Regions from separate parts of the Homo sapiens genome. Here region 2 is linked to region 1. The links are chromatin contacts, found by Hi-C in ENCODE. All regions are on one chromosome and are shown on one strand. The core of a region is the stretch at or near the end of the contact, and the rest is flanking DNA. Distances in the headings are between cores, read along the strand shown. Region 1 holds the start of WDR55 (WD repeat domain 55). Region 2 holds the start of PFDN1 (prefoldin subunit 1).

Evidence for each region. A loop is a pair of places that touch in the nucleus more often than their neighbours do. Pooled maps may share reads with other maps.
Region 2: a pooled map shows a loop between it and region 1 (4-fold over the local background). The contact joins the promoter of PFDN1 here to the promoter of WDR55 in region 1. A Hi-C loop is called at or near these places in 7 of 50 pooled maps.

Annotation. Positions count from the first base shown.
Region 1 is chr5:140,663,564-140,669,028 of GRCh38, reverse strand. WDR55 (WD repeat domain 55) reads right to left here and starts at 4,125. Exons shown (of 7, transcript NM_017706.5): 1 at 3,926-4,125; 2 at 695-795; 3 at 527-614; 4 at 238-417; 5 at 39-138. The coding sequence starts at 4,116. LOC124901088 (a long non-coding RNA gene) reads left to right here and starts at 3,592. Exons shown (of 2, transcript XR_007058968.1): 1 at 3,592-3,664; 2 at 3,872-5,465. RefSeq lists enhancers at 3,991-4,120, 4,471-4,630, 4,048-4,714.
Region 2 is chr5:140,299,411-140,304,723 of GRCh38, reverse strand. It overlaps PFDN1 (prefoldin subunit 1), which reads left to right and starts at 1,623. Exons shown (of 4, transcript NM_002622.5): 1 at 1,623-1,683; 2 at 4,142-4,308. The coding sequence starts at 1,651. RefSeq lists a silencer at 1,514-1,718 and enhancers at 1,607-1,886, 5,278-5,313.

The DNA.
Region 1 (5,465 bases), core at 2,876-5,375:
CAGCACACACCCCTCCATCCCACCATAACCAGCTGTACTTTCATGAGAGTGACAGAGGTCAGGTCCCCAGACTGAGGTTCTGAGAGCAGCTCAAACCGACGCCTCTTAATGTTGAAGATGCCAAGGCAGCCATCCCCGCTGTAGAGAGTAGAGCAGTAGGCTTAGACGCAAGGTCTATTTGAGGAAGACATTTCACACAGGGAGGGGAGGGGAGGCAAGGCAGCTTTGAAGTTGTACCTGGCTGTCAGCAGCAGCTTTTTGGCTGGATCCAGAGCCATGTCTGCGATGTACTCTTCATGTTGCCTCATATCCATTAAGGGGCCCTCCTTCCGCTGGTCCCAGAGACAGATACCACCTGTGTCATCCCCAGTGGCCAGAACATTCTCATCCACCAGCAGAAGACTATTGATGGGGGCACTAGAGACACAGATGTAGAACTTCTTGGAGCATCTCTGTCCCAGTGGGGACCTCCTGGTCCTTACCCTTCACCTCCATGCACATACACAGAATTGGCTGCTCTCCTTACCCATGAGCCTTGGAAACACGTCTTTCCAGTTGGCCCTGCTCCACATCTAGAACATGGATGGCTTTGTCCTTGGAGACAGTAATGAGCTCTGGGGAAAAGGTGCCCAGGTCATGGTGCTGCTCACTGCTCCCTTCCACCACATTGCTGGTTGTCTTCCCCAGTACTCACTCTGCCCATCTTCAGAGAAGGCCACAGCTCGGCAGGCCTTGAGATGGTGACCTGATGACCAGAGCTCCTTGGTTTCTCCCTCTTGGCAAGAGTAGGAAAAGCTGGGGAGAGGGCAAGGAGGGTAAATGACTCCAGACCCAGCCTGGGTTGCATTGAGTGCAGAGACCAACTAGACAGAGCAGCCTTCCCACCTACCTAAGAGTTCCTGCTTCTACACCTCTAAGCCCAAAAAGTTTACCATCTCATTTCTCCATTTTCAGTGAGTTTGAAATGTTAGGTCCTGCTTTTTTCAATATATGTTAGTTCAAGGTATATTTGCGCAAGATTTCTTTGTGATCCCACCCAACCCCTCTTTATCATCTTTGAAAGCCCCAGCCTGGACAAAGATTGGGTCTGGACCACTGTGGAGGAGATATTTGTTACATCAATGACAAAAGACCAGCCCCAGAAGTTAGAAATCTAAAAATCAGTAAGGTAGAGCAGGCTCTTGCACTTCAGGTCTGCAGGAGCTAGAGAAAGCCACAATTAATTACAGTACATTGAGAGTACGTGCTGAAAAAGAGGCAAGATCAAAATGGAGGTGGGGGAGAGGCACCAGCCTGTAAACAACTTTGAGGTGAGTACTGTTTATGGAATACCCCCAAGTGCCTGCCTCAGAGCAGATCCTCAAAAAGGGCAGAATGAATACATGCTTAATTGCCAGTGAGTTCCAGGTAGGCAGAACTGAGCCTGCTCATTTTCTCTATCCCAGTGCTGAACGTGAAAAAGTAGCTTAATAAACATTCACAAATTGAATGAATACTTGGGAAGGGAGAAGAGAGCCCTGGAAAGCTAAGGTGGTGACATGTGGGTTGGATCATACAAGAGTAGAATTTGCCTGGCAGAGAGCAAGGGCCAGATACTGGAGGCAGCAGAGATAAGGAATGAGGAGGGTTCCTTGTAGCAGGAGAGTAGCATGACTGAATCTAGAAAGATGGGCTGGGGTGGGCATGAGACCACATGAGCCAAGCAGAAGTTTGAATTTAATCCTCGGAAAAGGAACCTTTTCACAATAGTCATGGCTGAGGGTGGGGAAGGGGAGAACCAAGAATTTTCCTCCAGAACCTTTTTTAAGACAAGGGAAGCAACAAAGTTGTGTGGAATGTGAAGAAAGGTGGATGTCTAGGGCAACTCCCAAGTGCCTGGCACCATAAATATGGATAGTAGTAGAAGGGAACCTACATTTGTTGAAGAGCTGCTTAGGTGCTGTACTGCAAACTTGTCCCCTCTGCAAGGGTAGGTATAATTCCCCCTTTCAAAGATGAAAATACAGAAGTTAACACGCTCAAGGCCATTACAGCTAATGAGGGGTTGAGGTTTAAATTCATTAAGTAAATCTGATAAGCATAACATCTTCAACTTTTCCACTGCCTCTAACCTGTATCTTTTGTTCAAAATCAAACATGTGTTGAGCATCTACCCTAGACTAGAGGTTGGAGATAAAATAGAGAACAAAACCGATGACAGATTACACTCCAGAACAGTGTTTTTTCACATTCTAGTCATATAACGGACTAGTAAGCTACGATCAGCATTTTGTGTACATGTACACAATAATAGAATAAAATCAGCAATTGTATCACAGAGCATCATATATAATGTAAAAGGTATTTCTCTGTGAGGCAAGGTCAAAGACGTTTGAAAAACATTAGTGAAGGAGACAGCATTCAAATAATTACACAAATGGACATATGGTTACCAACCATTCATTATTAAGGGAAAGGTACCATGGCACCTGGTGCCATGGCAGCATCTAACAGGTAACCAATTTTAGTCTGGGGAGAGAGGAAGAGGGAAGAGATCCTGGAAACTCAGAGATAGTAGGTAAAAGTGAGGGGAAAGGAGTTTTCCGGACAGAATAGCACATGCAAATGGGCTGAGGTTTCGAGATTTTTTTTTGAGATGGAGTTTTGCTCTTGTTGCCCAGGCTGGAGTGCAATGGCACGATCTCGGCTCACTGCCACCTCCACCTCCCAGGTTCAAGCGATTCTCCTGCCTCAGCCTCCCGAGAAGCTGGGATTACAGGTGCCCGCCACCACACCCAGCTAATTTTTCTATTTTTAGTAGAGACAGGATTTCACCATGTTGGCCAGGCTGGTCTCCAACTCCTGACCTCAGGTGATACCCCACCTTGGTCTCCCAAAGTGCTGGGATTACAGGCATGAGCCACCACGCCCGGCCCAAGACGTATTTTTAAAAGGTATGGATGAATGAGCACAGATGGTCAGGGCGTTGAAGGCAGGATTGAGAAATTTGTACTAAATCCTAAAAGCAGACCATTGAAGGGTTTTAATCAAGGGAGTGTCTCACTCTATTGTCCAAGCTGGAGTGCAGTGGCACGATCTTGGCTCACTGCAACCTCCACCGCCCGAATCCAAGTGATTCTTCTGCCTCAGCCTCCCGTGTAGCTGGGATTACAGGCCCGCGCCACCACACCGGGCTAATTTTTGTATTTTTAGTAGAGACGGGGTTTCACCATGTTGAACAGGCTGGTCTCGAGCTCCAACCTCAGGTGACCCGCCCACCTCGGCCTCCCAAAGTGCGGGTATTACAGGCGTGAGCCAAGATTTGTGGTTTGAAAAATCACTTAAAGGGGCCTGCTGAGCCTGTCTCGGGCACAATATAATAATCCGGTAGGAGTCCGGGCACGGTGGTTTACGCCTGTAATCCCAGCACTCTGGGAGGAAGGCAGGTGGATCACGAGGTCAGGAGTTCAAGACCAGCCTGGCCAAGATGGTGAAACCCCGTCTCTACTACAAATACAAAAAAAATTAGCCGGGCGTGGTGGCGGGCGCTTATAATCCCAGCTACTCGGGAGGCTGAGGAAGAGAACTGCTTGAACCCGGAAGGGGGAGGTTGCAGTGAGCCCAGATCGCGCCACTGCACTCCAGCCTCGGCGACAGAGCGAGACTCCGTCTCAAAAATAAATAGGTAAGTAAATAAATAATAATCGGTGGGAAATAACAAGGCCTTAAAGGGCTTTTTGGCCTACTACGGTATCTGGGCTCTGTCACGACATTCCAGTTCTTTCAACAGATTGGTGTGATAGAAGAGCCGAATGTTACTGAATAAATTGGACCCAAAGAATCTTGCAAAATTTGTCTCCCTGCAACTTTCTCTCATCTCTCCTGTTCCCAGGTCCACCCCCGGGAAGCTTCCAGACCCGGCGCCCCGGCCCTGCCCCGCTCTCACACGAACACGTCCCCGTCCACGTCCCCTGCAGCCAGTAGGTCACGGGCCGGATGGAACGCCAGCCCACTAGCCGGAGCTTCCAGCACGATGTCTTCCGGAGTGTCCCGGATCCGGGTTGGGGCTTCCATGGAGTCTGGGTCCTCCTCGTCGCTCCCATCCTCAGCGGGCCTCTCCTCACAAGTGCGGTCCATGCTGAGAAGGACTGCGAGCCGCGCCGCCGCAGGGTAGTCAGCCTCGGAACCACCCACACTGCGGGAGGAGTAGCCTGGCACTCCGCTTCCGCCTCGGGGGGCGGGGCCGGAAGTGTCTCCGGGACGTTCTTCCTCTTACAGGAGAGGTGGGTGGGCCGCTGCTGGTGCGGGTGGAGCGGAGCGAAGAGACCGCATCTGGGAGATCGGCTACTTCCTTGTCCTGCTGTGACCCCGTTTGGGCTAGGTAGACGGTGCGACCGTCAATTCCCTCCCTAGTCACGTCACGTAAAGTTGAGAACTGCGTGTAAATCTTTCCTCTCCTACTTCATCCAGACAGGCTTAATGCCCTTGGGATAGGAGAGAGGGACGCTAGTCCTTCGTGGCTTGGTGAAACCCAAGATCAAGTCAAGCGACAGCCTGGGCTGTCAGGAAGCCGCAAAATCCCACGCTGCGCGATGACATACGGGAGTCTGGGACAGCAGGCAGCTCAAGCAGCTGGTGTCCACGCCCCTAACGTCTTTGTGGCCAGTTTGCTGTGCCAGTTCCTACAATTTGTCTACAGAAACTCAATGGGCTGGACAAGCAGTGCTCAGTTACCAAGAATTTTTTTTTCTTTTTTGTTTTGCTTTGTTTTGAGACAGGGTCTTGCGCTGTCGCGCAGGCTGGAGTGCAGTGGCACGATCACCGCTCGGCTCAAGCGATCCTCCGAGTAGCTGGAACTACAGGCACGCGGCACCACGCCTGGCTAATTTTTATTTATTTATTGAGACGGAGTCTCGCCCTGGCTGGAGTGCAATGGTGCGATCTCGGCTCACTGCAACCTCCGTCTCCCGGGTTCAAGAGATTTTCCTGCCTCAGCCTACCGAGTAGATGGGACTAGAGGCGCATGCCACCACGCCCAGCTAATTTTTTGTATCTTTAGTAGAAACAGGGTTTCACCATGTTGGCCAGGCTGGTCTCAAACTCCTGACCTCGTGATCCGCCCGCCTTGGCCTCCCAAAGTGCTGGGACTACAGGCGTGAGCCACCGCACCTGGCCAATTTTTGTATATTTTGTAGAAACGAGGACTCAGTATGTTGCCCAGGCTGGCCTTGAACTCTTGACGTGTCTTCCCACCTCAGCCTCCCAAAGTGCTAGGATTATAGGCGTGAGCCACGGCGCCCAGCCCCTGAATTTCTTTTTTTAAATCAAGGTCTTGCTCTGTCACCCAGGCTCAGAATGCAGTGGTGTGATCATAGCTCACTACAGCCTTGAACTCTTCGGTTCGATCCTCCTGCATAGCTATAGACTCATGAACTCCTGGCCTCAAGAGACTCTCCTGCTTTGGCCTCCCAAAGCACTGAGACTGT
Region 2 (5,313 bases), core at 374-2,873, 360 kb after region 1:
GACTGAAGCTCATTAAAAATAGGTGGCAGATGCTGGACGTGGTGGCTTGCCTGTAATCCCAGCCCTTTGGGAGGCCGAGGCAGGCGGATCACTTGAGGCTGGGAGTTGGAGACCAGCCTGGGCAACACGGTGAAACCCGTCTCTACCAAAACTACAAAAATTAGCCGGGCGTGGTGGCAGGCGCCTGTAATCCCAGCTACTCGGGAGGCTGAGGCAGGAGAATCACTTGATCCTGGGAGGCAGAGGTTGCAGTGAGCCGAGATCGTGCCACTGCATTCCAGCCTGGGTGACAGAGCGAGACCCTGGCTCAAAAAAAAAAAAAAAAAAAAAATGTGGCCGGGTGCGGTGGCTCAAGCCTTTAATATCAAAGCACTACAGCACTTTGGGCGACCAAGGCGAGCGGATTGTTTGAGCTCAGGAGTTTGAGACCAGCTTGGGCAACAAGGTGAAAACCCGTCTGTACAAAAATATAAAAATTAGCTGAGTGTGGGTGGCGCGCGCCTGTAGTCCCAGCGCTACTCACGAGGCTGAGGTGGGAGGATCGCTTGAGCGCGGGAGGTAGAGGCTGGAGTGAGTCGTGATTGCACCATTGCACTCGAGCCTGGGTGACAGAGCAAGATCCTGTCTCAAGAAACAAACAAACGTACAAAAAAAAAAAAAAACCCCACAAAATATCCAAGTGACTTGCTTAAAGTCACACAATTAGTAAATGGAACCAGACATAGGCTAAAGGCAGACCAAGCCTTGAATCTAGATTAGGCTGGTTCCAAATTCCCTGCCCTTTCATCTCCCTAACAGTTTGTTTTCTTTCTCTCTTTCTTTCTTTTTTTAAAAAATAAAATAAATTTCCTAATTATTTATGTAGCACTTTCTCTTAGCATAACAGTTTTTAGAGTAGGTTAACTTTTTTTTCCATTTCCAAAAGTCAATTATTATCTATTCTGGTTCAAATGCCAGGTCCTTTTATGGCAGAGATTCTCAAAAAAGTGATCCGCGGAGGAGTTGCACCATTAGGTCACTGGGGTAGTCTGCAAAAGTGCAAATTTCCAGACCCCATTCTCAAAGATTCTGAGTACGTTTGAGATGAGACCCAGAGAACCTGCATTTTTTTGTTTTTAAACAAACGTATTCAGCCTCTCTTGAGAACCACTGTGCCTAGAATGTCTTTGGGAAGCTTTTGGAAGTAATAAGTTCGTTTTGGAAAGAACACTCCAGACAAGCTTTCCAATAGTCTTTCCCAAACTGTCATGCCTGAGGTTCTGGACTTACTCTTACTCATTCCTGAGAGCACAGCGACTAGCTGAAGGACTGATCGACTGATGAGGGTTTGACCTCATCTACATACATCTCAATTTAGCAGCACATATTAAGCTAGCTGGCAAACTGCTTAAAGCCACATGGGAAATCTGCGCGTTGGGCTATGTCTGGAAGATACGGAGGAGCAAGCCAGACCTGACCGGTCAGGTAGTGAAGACACGGAATCCGAAACCCAAATATTTCAGGAGTCAATTCTCAGAGAAAGATAAGAAGCCCGGTTAGTCCAACTCATGCGCAGGCGCAGAAGAAAGACCGGCGCACAAAGTAAGACGCGCCCTTCCCCACCCTATTTCAGTCCAACTCCCACTGCGCAGGCGCTTACAGTGCACCAAGATGGCCGCCCCCGTGGATCTAGAGCTGAAGAAGGTAAAAGAGGGTCTTTGGCAGGCGGAGGTCTTCTTTTTGGAGGCTGAGGGGACTATAGACAAGAATATCAAGTGAGGCACGAGCCTTGCAGAAGGAAGGAGGGTCCAGTGGACTAGGGAATGGTTTCCCAGAGTCCTAAGGCCTCACTGGGTCTCCATAAACGGGGTGGGGGGCGAGCGGCTCTTGCTGGGTAGGAGCCGGTTGGTCTGGGTCGGGTAAGTCTGCGGGCCTGTCTCGGGCTTGTCCAGTCTTTCTGAGCTCCAGAGACATTTCGTTGCGTTTGGAGGCTTCAGGGACTCACTTTCATAGTAAGAACTAAAGAGAGCATTTCAAATGGGGGTCCCTTCGGACCCCTTGCCTGAGCTGTGGCATCCGTAATTCTGCCTCATTTGCTTTGAAAAACTCCAAGTCCAACCTTTGTTTTTAGGCCATTTATTCGGTTCTGTACCTTGAAAGTTGCAATATCTACAGTTCGGAAAACCAAGCATTGTAGCAGCAATGTTCATTTCAGGATTTTGCCCCCCCTCCACTTCTTTTGAAGGACTCGTCAAACAAAACAAAACAAAACCTCCTTCTTTTGAAGGAATTGTCAAAAACAAAACAAAACCAGTAAAGTTTTCCAAATAAAACCGGTATCGGAAGGAATTGGGTTTCCTGTTTTCCTCAGTTGCTTATAAATGTGTTGTTATTCAGATTTTTGCTATCTAAGAATGATCAGCATTCTAACACCACTAATGACCCCAAACCAGTATGCTTTGTGCGGTGGGGTGGATTGGAAAGGACCCTAGAATTTATCTATTTTAAATCTACTTTTCTGGAAAAGGAACCAGTGCCAGAAAAGTCTGTCAGAAGTTGGGACTAGAATCCAGTATTCTCTGCCTTATCTCACACTTTTTTGACCACTATTTTGAGTTCTTCAGATGAGCAACATCTTAGTTAAGACTGCCTGTGGTCAACTTGTGTAAAAGAAATAGGACAGCCGAAATAGCTGTTGCTTCTAACAAATGAAGCTTTTGTTAGTGTTGTGAGGATATTATGTGTTTGTGTCTTGCTTTTGTTCTTCTTGTCTTGAATCTTGTAAATTTAGCTCTTAGGTGGAGTCTCTAATCTTTAACAGTATACTAGCTCATCTTTAATGGTATACTAGCTTCCTTAGCAAGCTGTATAGAGCAGTCAGATGATACCTGGAATTTTACATTTCAAAACAAAATTGTGCATTCTAAAAATTTACCTTTTCTTCTGTTAAAAGTACCGATTTAAATCAGGGTTTAGTGAATGGATTTGCCTCCCGGTACTTTTGAATTTATTGCTACATTTGAAACTTGCGGGCGGTGAATGCAAACTAAGAAAATGATTACAAACTTAAAATGAATAATTTTGATAACCAATTAATTAAAAAACTTGTTTAAAGGTTTTATCTTCTAATGTTTTTACAGGGTCCTTTTTTTGGGTGGAGACAAATAGGAAATTTCAGGCCCCTCCCCTTCCCCAAAGTAAATCTTTCAAAACCTTACTAGTAGGTGAAAACAAGGTCACAATAAAAATTATGTAGTAGCCTTTGCTGTGCATTGCAGTCACAGATGTTATTAAGGCACAAATTTAACAGCATGTGAAAGTCATTCCAGGCACTTCAACAAAAGTATCCAAGAACTGTTTATCTTCCAGTTAAGTAAGTGTACGCAAGGGTCAAATTTGGCCTGGTATCTGTGGATGAAGATCATGATGCAATTCTTTTGCCAGTGCTTTGCATTTTTTCTCACTCTCTTTCTTGGTCTTCCTCTTAAAAATGTTCATATTATGAATATTACTATAGACAGTGGAATGGAAAGATTGCTGAACTAAGGGGTTAGAAGAAATGGATTTAAATAACACCTGCCTTCCCCCCAGTAGTTGTTCAACCTTGTGCAAGCCACTTTTATCTCTTAACTCATTTGGTTACTTAATTTGTAAATTGTGGATGATGAGACTGCCAATGCTAACTCATGGAATTACTGAGAGGCATAAATGAGATATTTATTATATTTCCTCATTAATATTCTTATATTAATATTCCCATGTTAATATTTCAAACTAATGTGAGAAAGTGCTTTGAAACCTAATTGTGCAATACAAATGTAGTGAGTTATTACTTTTATGGTTCTTGTTTTGAATCTCTGGATTTCATCCTTGACTATTGCATTTATTTCTTTTACTACTCCTTGAGTACTTGCTACTTAATATGGTTATTACTTAATATGCATTTGATTTGCTTCACACTGATTGTATCTTCTGATGATTGTAAATTCAGTATTTAGTATGGTGACTTGATTGTTTACAGTTATGTTGACTTTTATTGATGTTTGGTAAATTTCACAGCTTTGTCTCTGGCTAGCATATTTTGTTTTAATATATTTGGATTTGAGGTAAATGTTTCCTGTAAAATGTTTTACCTACTAAATCATGGACTTGTTTTTATTAGGCCTTCACAGAGCTTCAAGCCAAAGTTATTGACACTCAACAGAAGGTGAAGCTCGCAGACATACAGATTGAACAGCTAAACAGAACGAAAAAGCATGCACATCTTACAGATACAGAGATCATGACTTTGGTAGATGAGACTAACATGTATGAAGGTGTAGGAAGAATGTAAGTAAAATGTGTCCTTAATGGAGTTATTTTGGGAGTGCTTTTGTCCGAGTTAAATAGAATTTGTTCATCTTAAAACTTGGGTTAGGCCAGGAGTGGTGGCTCATGCCTGTAATCCTGGCACTTTGGGAGGTCGAGGCGAGTGGATCACTTGAGGGCAGCCTGTTGGCCAGTATGGTGGAACCCTGTATCTACCACAAATACAAAGATTAGCTGAGCATGGTGGCACTTGCCTGTAGTCTTGGCTACTTGGGAGGCTGAGGCAGGAGAGTCGCTTGAACCCCGGAGGTGGAGGTTGCAGTGAGCCGAAATCATGCCACTGCACTCCAGCCTGGGCAGCAGAGCTAGACTCTGTCTCAAAACAAAAGAAACTTTGGTTTAAAGTAAGTATCTTTTTCTTTTTGAGACGGAGTTTTCGCTATATCGCCCAGGCTGGAGTGCAATGGCCCGATCTTGGCTCACTGCAATCTCCGTCTCCTGGGTTCAAGCGATTCCCCTGCTTCAGCCTCCTGAGTGACTGGGATTACGGGCGCTTGCCACCACGCCCTGCTAATTTTTGTGTTTTTAGTAGAGACGGGGTTTTACCATATTTGCCAGGATGGTCTGGAACTCCTGACCTCCTGATCCGCCCACCTCAGCCTCCCAAAGTGCTGGATTACAGATATGAGTCACCACACCCGGCAGGTTAAAGTATCTTAGAAATAACTTTAAAGATTATCTAATTAAATGCTTTCTTTTTTTAAAATGAGGAGCTGAACTTCAGGTAGATTAATTAAAGTGTTTAAGTTTAGACTTTAAAGTACATTTTTTTTTTTTTTTTGAGACAGAGTCTCGCTCTGTTGCCAGGCTAGAGTGCAGTGGTGTGATTCTGGCTCACTGCAACCTCCGCCTCTTGGGTTCAAACAATTCTGCCTCAGCCTCCTGAGTAGCTGGGACTACAGGCGCATGCTACCATGCCCGGCTAATTTTTGTATTTTTAGTAGAAATGGGGTTTTACCGTGTTGG